3 separate regions of the Homo sapiens genome follow, and all the other regions are linked to region 2. The links are chromatin contacts, found by Hi-C or POLR2A ChIA-PET in ENCODE. All regions are on one chromosome and are shown on one strand. The core of a region is the stretch at or near the end of the contact, and the rest is flanking DNA. Distances in the headings are between cores, read along the strand shown. Region 1 holds the start of TMED10 (transmembrane p24 trafficking protein 10). Region 2 holds the start of VIPAS39 (VPS33B interacting protein, apical-basolateral polarity regulator, spe-39 homolog). Region 3 holds the start of YLPM1 (YLP motif containing 1).

What was found. Hi-C counts contacts between places; a loop is a spot of excess contacts on that map. ChIA-PET counts read pairs that join two places held with the same protein, here RNA polymerase II (POLR2A). Pooled maps may share reads with other maps.
Region 1: a loop to region 2 is called in a map of B cell, with 29 times the contacts of the local background. The contact joins the promoter of TMED10 here to the promoter of VIPAS39 in region 2. A Hi-C loop is called at or near these places in 2 of 168 maps with a recorded cell type or tissue (B cell and naive thymus-derived CD4-positive, alpha-beta T cell) and 6 of 50 pooled maps. POLR2A ChIA-PET finds 5 or more read pairs at or near these places in 1 of 52 experiments (activated T-cell).
Region 3: a loop to region 2 is called in a map of CD8-positive, alpha-beta T cell, with 24 times the contacts of the local background. The contact joins the promoter of YLPM1 here to the promoter of VIPAS39 in region 2. A Hi-C loop is called at or near these places in 3 of 168 maps with a recorded cell type or tissue (CD8-positive, alpha-beta T cell and naive thymus-derived CD4-positive, alpha-beta T cell) and 8 of 50 pooled maps.

What each region holds. Positions count from the first base shown.
Region 1 is chr14:75,174,326-75,178,367 of GRCh38, reverse strand. It overlaps TMED10 (transmembrane p24 trafficking protein 10), which reads left to right and starts at 1,756. Exons shown (of 5, transcript NM_006827.6): 1 at 1,756-2,013. The coding sequence starts at 1,789. RefSeq lists enhancers at 1,606-1,845, 1,360-1,932.
Region 2 is chr14:77,454,845-77,459,060 of GRCh38, reverse strand. It overlaps VIPAS39 (VPS33B interacting protein, apical-basolateral polarity regulator, spe-39 homolog), which reads left to right and starts at 1,460. Exons shown (of 20, transcript NM_001193315.2): 1 at 1,460-1,566. AHSA1 (activator of HSP90 ATPase activity 1) reads right to left here and starts at 968. Exons shown (of 9, transcript NM_012111.3): 1 at 792-968. The coding sequence starts at 871. RefSeq lists enhancers at 712-891, 617-1,139, 1,062-1,521, 1,140-1,662.
Region 3 is chr14:74,760,476-74,764,644 of GRCh38, reverse strand. YLPM1 (YLP motif containing 1) reads right to left here and starts at 1,329. Exons shown (of 21, transcript NM_019589.3): 1 at 283-1,329. The coding sequence starts at 1,155. RefSeq lists an enhancer at 1,282-1,621.

The DNA.
Region 1 (4,042 bases), core at 507-3,006, 2.3 Mb after region 2:
TCAGGATGTACTGTGTGGACTACCAATCTTATCTTAGATCAGTGATACAACAATCCAACTAAATGCTCCTAAGTGGACACCTCATAAAATAATTATTGTATGGCATTTGTCAAAATTTTAAATGCTTTACAGCTCCTTTGTTTGTTCTTGTTTTGTCTGTGGGATTTCATTTCTAGGAAAATAACTAAATGGACTAAGTTTAAAAAAAAAAAACACCAATCATGTACATTACTAAGGGCAGACAGTCCATCTTCTGGATATTTCTGAAGATGCTCAATAAACGTTAATCAAAGTAGGTAATGATTCCCAACATGGGCTATTGTGTCTTCCACGTTTATTTTCTACACTTGATGTTAGCCAAAAGGCCAAGGAGCAATTCCATTTTCTTTCTTTCCTTCTTTCTTTTCTGAGACAAGTCTCACTCCGTCGCCCAGGCTGGAGTGCAGTGGCGCCATCTCAGCTCACTGCAACCTCCATCTCCCGGGTTCAAGCAATTCTCTGCCTCAGCCTCCTGAGTGGCTGGGATTACAGGCGCCCGCCACCAAGCCCAGCTAATTTTTTTGTATTTTTAGTAGAGACGGGGTTTCACCATCTTGGCCAGGCTGGTCTTGAACTCCTGACCTCGTGATCCACCCGCCTCAGCCTCCCAAAGTGCTGGGATTACAGGTGTGAGCCACCGCGCCTGGCCGTTTATTTTAATATATTCTTCAGCTCTGAATATTTGCTAGTATCCCAGTAATAGTTTGTTAAATCAATAAACGTGTTGACATACATGCATAGCATAATGTCTGGCACACAGTAGGTACTCCATTGAATGAATGCATGAATTATTACCGTGTCAATTTGCTTGTCTATTTGCAAATGTTAATAGTTAATTTGATCCCTAAAGTGTTTGTGAACTTAAAACACACACATACGCACTTTCCCTGACAACGCTTATCTGCTAACCCCTTAATTATGTTCATCTGAGACTGGACCAAAACATGTTGTTTTATTCAATTTAAATACCAAATTCAAATTTATTTTGAATATAGCTTAGAACACATTCAATGTTTGCTAAAATAATAATAATAATAATAATAATAATAATAATAATAATACCATGTACATTCAGTTAGCCAGACAATTACTCCAGCCCAAATACCCTGCTATGGGACATGAACCGGATGTCTGCCCGGCACACATTCATCAGGTGACCCCTAAAACTTCTTCTCTAAGGTCCACACTGTCTAATAGCCAAGTTGAAATCTTTCCTCGAAATTTTCCTCTCTAGTGTCTCAGTGCCCCAGGTGTCATCAAGGTGTCAAAGGCGCTTGGGAGTGCCTGCAAACCGCCCCATCCCCGGAGACACAGCCTCATTCCCCGCCCTCGCGCCTAGGCGGCCGGTGGGCGGGCCCAGCGAAGGGCCTTGTGGCTGTTTCCTATTGGGGCTTGGTTGCTATGGTGTCACTCGCCTTTAAACTCGTGGGTACATCTTTCGGAAATTAAAGGAGAATTACTTCCAGGGCTGCCCATACTTGCCATGGCCGACTCAGTAGTCACTAACTTCAACAAAAATAAAACTGTTGCAATAGTATTCTATTAAAGCTTCTTTAACTGCTTAAACTTGCGGTTTTGACATGGTACCTATCCTTTCTTCCCTTTTCAAAAGATTCGCTATAGAGTCTTTCTCTACATGCCAGTCTCCAAAATGGCGCGGACGGCATCAGAAGGTCAGAGGTGAGTCACGTGGGTCCCCCCGGTTCCGGCGCGGTTGAGGCCTTCGGTGGTGAACGAGTCTCCAGCACCATGTCTGGTTTGTCTGGCCCACCAGCCCGGCGCGGCCCTTTTCCGTTAGCGTTGCTGCTTTTGTTCCTGCTCGGCCCCAGATTGGTCCTTGCCATCTCCTTCCATCTGCCCATTAACTCTCGCAAGTGCCTCCGTGAGGAGATTCACAAGGACCTGCTAGTGACTGGCGCGTACGAGATCTCCGACCAGTCTGGGGGCGCTGGCGGCCTGCGCAGCCACCTCAAGGTGCGGCATTGGGCGACGTGGGGCCGGGAGGGAAGACGGCAGGCTTAGGCGAGGGGAGGCTCGGGTTCGGGGGAGTCGGGCCGGCGGAGGCCTGGGAGTTGTTCTGGCCTCCCGGGAGCGCAAAGGACGTGCGGTGGAGCCCGCCCCCTCACCCCGCTGGTTGCCTGTCGCGGGGCGGGGCGGGTCACCAACGCCTGGGAACCCCAAGAAGGGCTGCGAGGCTTTGGCGGATGTGGTGACACCTGAGCTGGGGCGGTTGTCAACGTCCTATACCAGTTTTGGTCTCAGATACATTGAACCGTAATTTGGTTCTCCAAATAAATGTTGGGGTGTTGAATATTTATACGGATTGGCATCATAAGATACCGCGATACCTGCAGGAAAGTAAAGGAGACAGAGCTAACCGTGATTAATAAAATGTTATTTATTGAGCATCTGCTGTGTCAGTTACTGTGCTACTTTGCATATATTACCATTTGGTTCATGCACTACCCTATGAAGTAGGTAGGTACTGTTAGCCCCATTTTACAAATGAGGAAACTGAGACTCAGAGGTAGGATAAACTAGTAAGTGTCACAGATGGAATAGATTCTTTTTTTTTTTTCAAAATTATTATTATACTTTAAGTTCTAGGGTACATGCGCACAACTTTCAGGTTTGTTACATATGTATACATGTGCCGTGTTGGTGTGCTGCACCCATTAACTCGTCATTTACATTAGGTATGTCTCCTAATGCTATCCCTCCCACCTCCCCCCACCCCACGACAGGCCCCGGTGTGTGATGTTCCCCACCCTGTGTCCAAGTGTTCTCATTGTTCAATTCCCACCTATGAGTGAGAACATGCGGTGTTTGGTTTTCTGTCCTTGCGATGGAATAGATTCTTACTTAGTTTGGTAGTTAAGTATGTTGAGGGAAAAGCGCTGCAACCTTATTCCTTCCTTGTTTTAAATTTGTAATTTCTGTAGTTGATTAAAGTCGATTATTGGTTACAAAATGGTCTCAGTCTCTAGTCCTTTTTCTTTGGTATGCCAGAATCTGGACTTGGCTCTTTTATGTAAATACCAACTATGCTCTTGGATGGTGACAACTACTGCCATAATACCAGTTTGATTCTGTTTTGTAGCTAAGAGTAGCCTGGCCTGGTCTTTGAGACATTAATATAATTTGATATCTGTCAGTATTTGGTTGCATTTTAGGTAATTTTATTCATTCACAATAAGCAAAGTGTCTTTTTTTTTCTTTGTAACACAATGGGGCTTTTGTTATACTAAATAGAAACATTTTTACTTTTTTTTTTTTTTTTTTTTTTTTTGAGACGGAGTCTTGCTCTGTCGTCCAGGCTGGAGTGCTGTGGCGCGATCTCGGCTCACTGCAGCCTCTGCCTCCCGGTTTCAAGCAATTCTCCTGCCTCAGCCTTCCGAGTAGCTAGGACTACAGGCGCCAGCCACCACACCCAGCTAATTTTTGTATTTTAGTAGAGATGACGGTTCACCATGTTGGCCAGGATGGTCTTGATCTCTTGACCTCGTGATCTGCCCGCCTCGGCCTCCCAAAGTGCTGGGATTACAGCCGTAAGCCACCGCGCCTGGCCTCGTTTTTACTTTTTAAAAGGGTTTCAGATATAATAAGACCATAACTTATGTTAAAGTAGTGGAACCCAGTAGTGTGGTAATACATGTAATTTATTTCTACTTTATTTGGGAGAGACAAACTATTTTCAGGGCAATTAATCTGTGACCCATCATTTTATTATTCTGTTTGGGTATCAAACTCTCTACCCAGGAAAATAGTGATGGCATGATTTTAGAAGCTTAGATATAGTGTTTCCGGGGTGGGAGATCATGCTTCCAACTCTTCAGAGGATGTTCATGGACTCAGGGAATTTCAGCAATGAAAGAGACCTTGCTCTCATCTCGTGTTGCTGTCTGATTTGTTCTTATATTTTAAAGCCCTTCAGTGGCTCACTATTGCTTATTGATAGTTTAAATTTCTCAACATGCTTTGTTGTGCTCTTCATGATCTGTTT
Region 2 (4,216 bases), core at 211-2,710:
AAGAAGAGAGAATACAAAGTGAGATATGGAAAAGAAACATCACTATCTGCCTTCCTACTTATCAACTATTAGAGAAAACAACAGCAAAAAAGGCTGCAACAAAGTAACGGTACAATACAAACATTACGAAAAAAGTTCAGTGGAATTCAAAAATAAGGAAACTAATATTACTTTGGGAAGATTTCATGAAGGAGGGCAGTTATTTTAAGAACGGTCAGGTTATAAAACCACGGCTGCTCGGCAACCTGGAGTTCCAACACACCCGACCTGATAGTTCCGGGTGAGAGGCCGCAGCTATCTGAGCTCTGAGCACCTGCACAACACGTTCTCAATCTCCCGCGGGACCGCTGCAGCGGTCCCCTATGAATGACTTTTAATTTTACCGCAGGCCGCAAAATAGGAATTACAGACCCCTGGCCTTAGGCCTTTCACAGCTATCTCCCAACACAATCAAAGGAGGTTCCAGTCTCAGTGACTCCTCTGGCCACGTGTAATAAGCACCTCCCTGCTCGGGCTGGATGCAGCAGCCAGGGCGTTATCTCCTAGTCTCTCTGACAACCCTCCTCTGGGGCGCAGCCCTCCACGTCCATCTCCCTCCCCTCAAACACTGAGAAGGTGACCGCGGAGTGGAGAGGCCTGGGGCTACGGACCCCTGCCACAGGAAGGACCCACCCCCATCTCCGGACAGGGCTACCTCAGCCCCAGCTCTGTCCGGGCCGAGGTTCTAGGAACCCTGAAACCCTGGCCCGGCCGCAGGTCTCCCAAGGCCGGCCTGCTTTTCTGGCCCTCACCAGTGCCAGTTGTTGACGTTGGTGGCGTCCGCCCGCTCCTCCACGATCCAGCGTGGGTCTCCCTCACCCCACTTGGCCATCGGCTCTCCTATCGCGGCGCCACCAGCTCCGGAGCAGCCGTAGCCACAGCCTCAGGACCGCTTAGTGCCAGCCGCCCGGCAGCGCCTGGAAACTACTAGAAGCGGCCGCAAGCACCTCCTGGCTTGCTTTTCCCTCCACCCCCTCCCCTCCTTAACTTCCGGCTCCTCCCCACTCCCACCGGTTACTTCCGTCCCAACTCGCCGCACCGTGGGTTCCGCCTGATTTAGAGATCCTTCAGACTCCATCGGGTTCTCCCCAAAAAGCGTCCCGAAACCCAACTGCTCATACAACCATTCCTCACCCATAGGAAAACAAAGAACACGTCTCATTGCTTCCCTGGACCCTAAATCGCCCTTGCTGAGCCTCATGGGAATTGTAGTCTTGCTACGTGACTCGCTGGATAACCGCGGAAGGTCTCGCGGAAAGGAGAGGAAATGACCTAGCACGGTGCTTGGGGTTTCTGGGGGCTGTAGTCAAGAAGCCTTGTGGTTCGTCGGGACAGCGCCTGACAGCAGAGGCAGAAGAAACTACGACTTCCAGCATGCCCTGCGGTCTCGTTATTCGTGTTTTCTCTCCGCCCTACGATTATTCCCTTCCGCCCCCTTCTCTAAGCTGCACAGCCTGAATAGAAGGGCTGGTCCAGCGGCGGCGGAGGCTGGCGCTGTCCTGAGAGGGAGGGCTCTGTGCGGAAGAGGTGAGGGTGTCCCAAGCCCCTTGGGTCGCGTATCTGGCTGGATCCAGCCTCTCCGCATCTTGATCTTTTCCCCTCTTCTAGGAGGCATCCCTACACCCTATGACTACAGGCCTGATTCTCTTCTTTCAGTCAGGGCGACCCTTGGGCGCTGGAGTACGCTTGGGACTGGGGCTGCGAGTGAGCACCAGCGATTGGTTCGGAAGCGGACATTTGGTTCAGAACGAGCATTTAACTCTGCCAGGGATCCGCTGGGCTCTGACGACTGCGGTAGATCCATGGCTTCCTGGACGTTCACCCGTAGAGTCATCCTAGCTTAACTCTTGTTCCCTGGTCTCAGTTCACAAGCCTCACCTGTATCTTCCTGGCTCGGAAGATAATTGAAACCAAGTCTGACTTCTCAGTAGGTGGTTTTTGGAGTTTTCTGAGGCAGGGAGCATGTTGTGGTTTTCTTGCTGATTCTTCTGTTTTCCTTTGTAAAGTTCCTGTTCTCCCCTGAGGTCTCTCACCCTGCCTTGTGGGCTGTCAGTAAACAAGAGACGATAAAGACAAACCTCTGAAGTATTTTAAATCATGTTGAAGCACCTGTCACTCTTAAGAGTGACAATCGTACCTGATTACTTTATAACTCTAGAGCCACTAGATCATTATCTATACTTGCCAAGTAAACCTAGCTTCTCATTTGGCGTTATAAATACAAATTGATGGCAGTTGTCTACTGCCATTGCATGGTTAAAAAGATTCCAGAAATCCTCTGGTAGATTATTGTGTTTGTTAGACACATTCTATGTCTATCTGTAGATAATTACTATAGTGAAGGAATGATCTCTAGTTTTCTGGAAAGTGAAAAATAGGTAGAAGGACCATGCAAGACACTAGAAATGGTCTAGGAGCCAGAAAGCCTGGATTGTAATTTGAAATAGGAGCATTTAACAAAGTGGCTTTGATACTGAACTCTTTTGTGCCTCACTTTCCCCATGAGTAACATGGAAATGGAATCTCCCAGGCCTACCTTACAAGATTGTTCTGAGGATCAAACGAATGACAGAGTGATTTATGAACTGACATGTGTGCCAGAGACATTTATATGTTCTATACACATCTTCAGCATTTGTGGCTACTCAGAATTTTTGTATTTTTTTTAATCTTTAGGATTGCTAAAAAATATTTTCTTTTTTAGCTTTTCCCAAGGTACCAGGATGATGTATTAATAATAAAAGTTACTATTGAGTGTTAATTTTGGGTCAGGCACTAAGCACTTTACATGTATTAACTGGTTTACTCCTCAGAACCATTTCTAAGGTAGGTCATCTGTTATGCCCATTTAACAGACGGGAAAACCAAGACAGAAAAATGTCAGTATGATATTCCATATTAAAAGGAAATAACATTTAGTATTTACTTTCTGCTAGACACTTTTATAGATGTTCCCTGCAACCCTGTGAGATAGGATATAATTTTCTCCAAGGCTTAGAAGTAAAGTCATTTATCCACTTTGCTCAGAATTAAGAGAAACCAGGATTTGAACTCAAGGTTGCCTGACTACAATGTCTGTGTGGGATGATTTCATGGTGTCTGCCAGCATTTTTGGTTTATCTCCCTAAAATTAAATACAGAAAAGGATTTTTAAACAACCCTGTACCAGTAGAAATCAATTAGTGATGTCTGCCGTGAGAAGGGACCAGATAGTAGAAAATCCCCACAATACCCTTGCTATCCCTATATCCCCTGAGTTGAAAACAAAGTCAGGAAGTAACAGTAGAGTATCTTTAAGGGCTATCAAAAGCCTCAACAGGACTACCATGACAAGGCTTTTCTCAAGCTTTTATTGATGAAGGTGCTATTAAAAGGAAAAGCAAATGGTTCTTTTAGAACTTGATGCTGTTTAGCCTTTACAGTTATTTTTGGTGCTGTGGGAGTTTTATACCCAGTCCTTGGCTTAAATCATAGTTTTCATTCTAATCCTGTTGGCATTGATAGTTTACTTTGTAATTCTGTTTCCTTATTTGGAGATAGGGAGGGTCTCACTGTGTCACCCAGGCTGGAGTGCAGTGGTGTAATCTCAGCTCATAGCAGCCTCGACGTCCCAAGCTCAGGTGATCCTCCCACCTTAGCCTCCCAAGCAGCTGGGACTACGTCACCATGTCCAGCTAGTTTTTTGTTTTGTTTTTTAAATTTTTTTGTAGAGACAGTTTTACAATGTTGCCCAGGCTAGTCTTGAACTTGGGCTCAGGTGATCCTCCCACCTCAGTCTCCCAAAGTGCTGAGATTACAGATATGAGCCACTGTGCCCTGCCTAGTTTGTAATTCTAGGGCAAAACTTGTTTTTGCAGGGCAAAATTGAATTTTATAGTAGTTATAACAGGGACTTGTGGTCTTTTGACTACTTCTTTATATACTTGCTTTTCTTGGCCATCCCCTCATTTCTCAAATTTTGGCCAACAGTTGTTAATAAAATAGTCATAATTTGAAGATTTAGGTGAGATAATTCTGCTTCTTTTAATTGCTTTGCTTTCCGTTCTTTCAGGCATTTAAAAAGCATACATGAGGGTGGAATATTTGTTCATTCACTGTAGTATTCCCAGAGCCTAGAACAGTGCCTCAGAGATGGTGCTCAATAAGTATTTGTTGAAAATGTGAATGCAATTTTTGT
Region 3 (4,169 bases), core at 80-2,579, 2.7 Mb after region 2:
GAGGATGGTCAAAGAAACCAAGGAATGTATCTGAGAGGTAACTTTTGAGCCACCCCACCACTGTATGTAATCCATACACATCTACAAACGCTGTTTTTTTGGTAATTCACATCTAGCTAATTAAAAAGCTGAGCTGTCAGCCCTCTGACTCTTACGGAATCCTTTGGAGTGTTAGCTAGTCATTGTGTGTTGGAATTAGACTAACCACTGGTTAAAGCCCTGAGGCCTGCTCATTCAGGGCCCTCTAGGTGAAAGATGAGGTTCAGGCAGATGCTTTCTTACCTGTGGAGTCATCGTAGAGGGATCTGGCTCAGGGGCGGCTTGCTGCTGTTCAGTACTCTTGTTTTTGGCCCCACTCTCCAAAGGCTCTTGCTGGACAGTTGTCTTATTTCCAGGGGGGGCGGACGGTGGTGGTGGAGCTAGTAGTTGGGATTTAGAATGGCCCTGGGAGGGGCGGGAAGGAGATGCCTGAGAAGAGGGCAAGTAGGACTGGGAATGGCTCAAATAGGATTGCGAGGAAGAGGAGGAGGATGAGTAAGAAGGGGTGGGCGCCAGGTAGGATTGGGAAGGTGGGGACTGCGAAGGGGACGGCTGAGCAGGAGGCAGGTAGGGCTGAGATGAGGTCGGGGGGTAGTAAGAGGGTGGCGGCTGAGGTGGGGGCATGTAAGACTGAGATGGGGGCATATAGGACCCAGGCGGCACAGGGGGAGATTCAGGGGGGGATTCCAGCTCCATTGGAACCAAACCAGGAGGCCCGTCTCGTTGGTGGTGGAGCATCTGGTGTTTGTACTGCTGCTGCTTCTGATAGCTGAGGGCCGGCCCGGGTGGCGGGGGCATCGGTGGCGGTGGCGGCTGCCAGTCTCCGTAGCCGCCCCCCGGCATCACTGGCGGGGGCGGCAGAGGGGGCGGAGGAAGGTGGTGGGGCTGAAGCACGCACTGCATTTGCTTCTGGTGCATCTGCTGCAGCTGCTGGAGCTGCGCCAAGTGCTGTTCGCGGAAGCTCATGAAGCCCGAGGAGGAGGGGGCCGCGGGAGTCGTCGAGCTCGAGTACCCGGGCCCCGGCGAGGCCTCAGGAAGCGCCACTGGCGGCGGCGGTGGGACCGGTGGCGGCGGATAGTGGCTGCTCCCGCCATACCGGCCCCAATTCGGGTACATATCGAAAAAGAAGGCGCAGGGCTCGTCCTGGCGCCGTTACTCGTCGCAACCGACCTCCAGGAGCCGCGGCGGCGACGGCGACAGCCGGAACTCGCGGCGCCTACAGGCCCCGGAGCGTGTAAACGGAGCGCGCCAGTGCGCCGGCGCTCCCGAGCTGGGCCCGCGACCGGGAAGGCGGGGACGCGACTTGGGCGACTACGTCTGCGCAGTAACCACCGAGAGGAGAACAAAGGCGAGATAGAGCGGTCCTTTACTTGGCGACTCGTGGTTGCCATCTTCCTTTGGGTTCAGATAATGTAGGCTCCAGTAGAATGTTCTCATAGAACTGAAAAACCATAGAGTCTCACAGCCGAAAGAGGTGGTAGAGATCCTATCGCTCCACGGGTTCATTTTTGAATGAAAAAAAAAAAAGGTTCCATTCACAATAGCAACAATCGCAACAACAACAAAAAAACATAAAGCAACTAGGAAAAACTCTAACAAGAAAGATGTAGGACTTATATGTAGAAAGCTACAGAGTCATAAAGAAGCATATCCAAGTAGGATGAAATTAGACTTCAAATAATGGAGAGGCTTACCATGATCCTGGGTGAAAAGAGGAAAAATTGTAAAGATGTCAGTTTCTCCCAAATTAAATGAATAGACCTAACTCAATTCTCCCCAGAAATTCAACTGGGAACAAAGCTGTGAAGAATGGAAAGGTGTTTTCAAGGCAGAGTGTAAGATTACACCAATTCCTGCAGACATATAGTGAGTAACATCTGCAGGAATTGTAGAAGGGGAGAAATGGAATTTTTTAGACTGTCTCAACACATATAAATCGGTGTTGCAGAATCTCAGAGCAAAAGCAAAGAGAGCAAAAACCAGATACAAAGATGGTCTAAAGACAACCTGGAAGATAATCTTCCAAAAGCTCTCAACGTAATACCAGACATAAACTCTTACTTTAGCTTGAGTGAATCACTAAAAAGCAAAGCTAATACACTGAATTCTTTTGGGTGTGTGGGGGGGGGCGGGGGGAGGGAGAACTGTGAGAATATTGTGTCAGTGCATCACTTGAGTAACATGCAAATAATTGACCTTTCTTCCATCTTAGCAACCCAGATCTTCACCTCTCTCAGGAGGTGAATGTGAATGGAAAGTGGAGCAGCAAGGCATCCTTCAAAAGGAAGAGCTTCTGTTTTCAAATAGAAATTTAGTTATGTTTCTTTTAACTTTTTATTGAAGTATAACGAATATACAGAAAATTACATGTCAAAAGACAAAATTACAACAAATTTAGTTTAAAGATCTTAATTAACTTTTACCTGCTATTCTAGAATTGGGCAACGTCTCATTCTATAAAGCAGAAACAGTGTTCCAATGAGCAGAACAATCGGGATAATTTCATAGACAGAAAAGAAACGCAGAGGCAGGGCGCGGGGGCTCACTCCTGTAATCCCAACACTTTTGGGAGGCTGAGGCAGGCAGATCACCAGGTCAGGAGATCAAGACCAGCCTGGTCAACATGGTGAAACCCCATGCCTACTAAAAATACAAAAAGTATCCAGGCGTGGTGGTGCTCACCTGTAATCTCAGCTACTCAGGAGGCTGAGGCAGGAGAATCACTTGAACCCAGGAGGCAGAGGTTGGAGTGAGCTGAGATCGTGCCACTGCACTCCAGCCTGGGTGACAGAGCGAGACTCCATCTCAAAAAAGAAAAAAAAGAGAGAAACAGAAAACTAAAAGTGGATTGTTTGTTTCAAAGTTTCTTTTCTTATAAGGTTAAAGCAGAGAGGACTTCTTTATCATGCTGGCTAAAAATGGACTGTTTGCAGACTTGGCTATTATTTCTCTCTCTCCTGGTTTATTGAATGGTCAGATAAAGATTTTAATTTTGGCATGGCAACATCAATAAACTCCATTTTGGTTTGTTCTGTTGGGCCTAATGCCCAACTTGCTATAAATTTTATTTAACACATGTCTTAAGTAGACAGCATAGTAAATTTTCACAAGCCAATCACACTTGTGAAATCGGCACCCAGATCAGGAACCCAACCCAGAAACCCTAGTTAGTTGTGTTTTTAATATTTTGGGCTGACATTTTCTTTTGAAAAATGTATAAATTTAGGCCGGGCATGGTGGCTCACACCTGTAACCCCAGCCTTGGGAGGCCAAGGCAGGCGGATCACTTGAGGTCAGGAGTTCAAGAGCAGCCTGACCGACATGATGAAACCCCATCTCCACTAAAAATACAAAAATTAGCTGGGTGTGGTGGCACATGCCTGTAATCCCAGCTACTCAGGAGGCTGAGGCAGGAGAATTGCTTGAACCCGGGGGGCGGAGGTTGCAGTGAGCTGAGATCATGCCACTGCACTGCAGCCTGGTCAACAGAGCAAGACTCTGTCTCAAAAACAAAGAAAAAAAAATATATATATATATATACACATGGGGTTTCACCATGTTGGCCAGGCTTGTCTTGAACTCCTGGGCTCAAGTTATCCACCCGCTTCGGCCTCCCAAAGTGCTAGGATTACAGGTGTGAGCCACCATACCCGGCTGACATCACACATAATGGTGAAAAGTTGAAAGTTTTGCCACTAAGATCAAGTACAGACGTCCACTATCATCACATCTGTTATGAGTTGAATATGTTGAAGTTCTAACACCCAGTACTACAGAATGTGACCTCATTTGGAAATCAGGTAGTTATAGATGTAATTAGTTAAGATCAGGTCATGTTAGAGTGGGCCCCAAATCCAATGTATCTGGTGTCCTTAAAATAAGATGGTCATGTGAAGACACAGAGGCAGAGGGAGAACACTATGTGATGATGAAGGCAGAGACTGGGATTCTGGGATTATGCTGCTACAAGACAAGGAAAACCCAAGATTGGCCGCAAACCGCCAGAAGCTAAGAAGAAGCTGGAAAGAATTCCCCTACAGGTTTCAAAGGGAGCATGACCCTGCCAATACCATGATTTCAGACTTCTAGTCCCTAGAACTGTGAAGAATACATTTCTGTTGTTTTAAGGC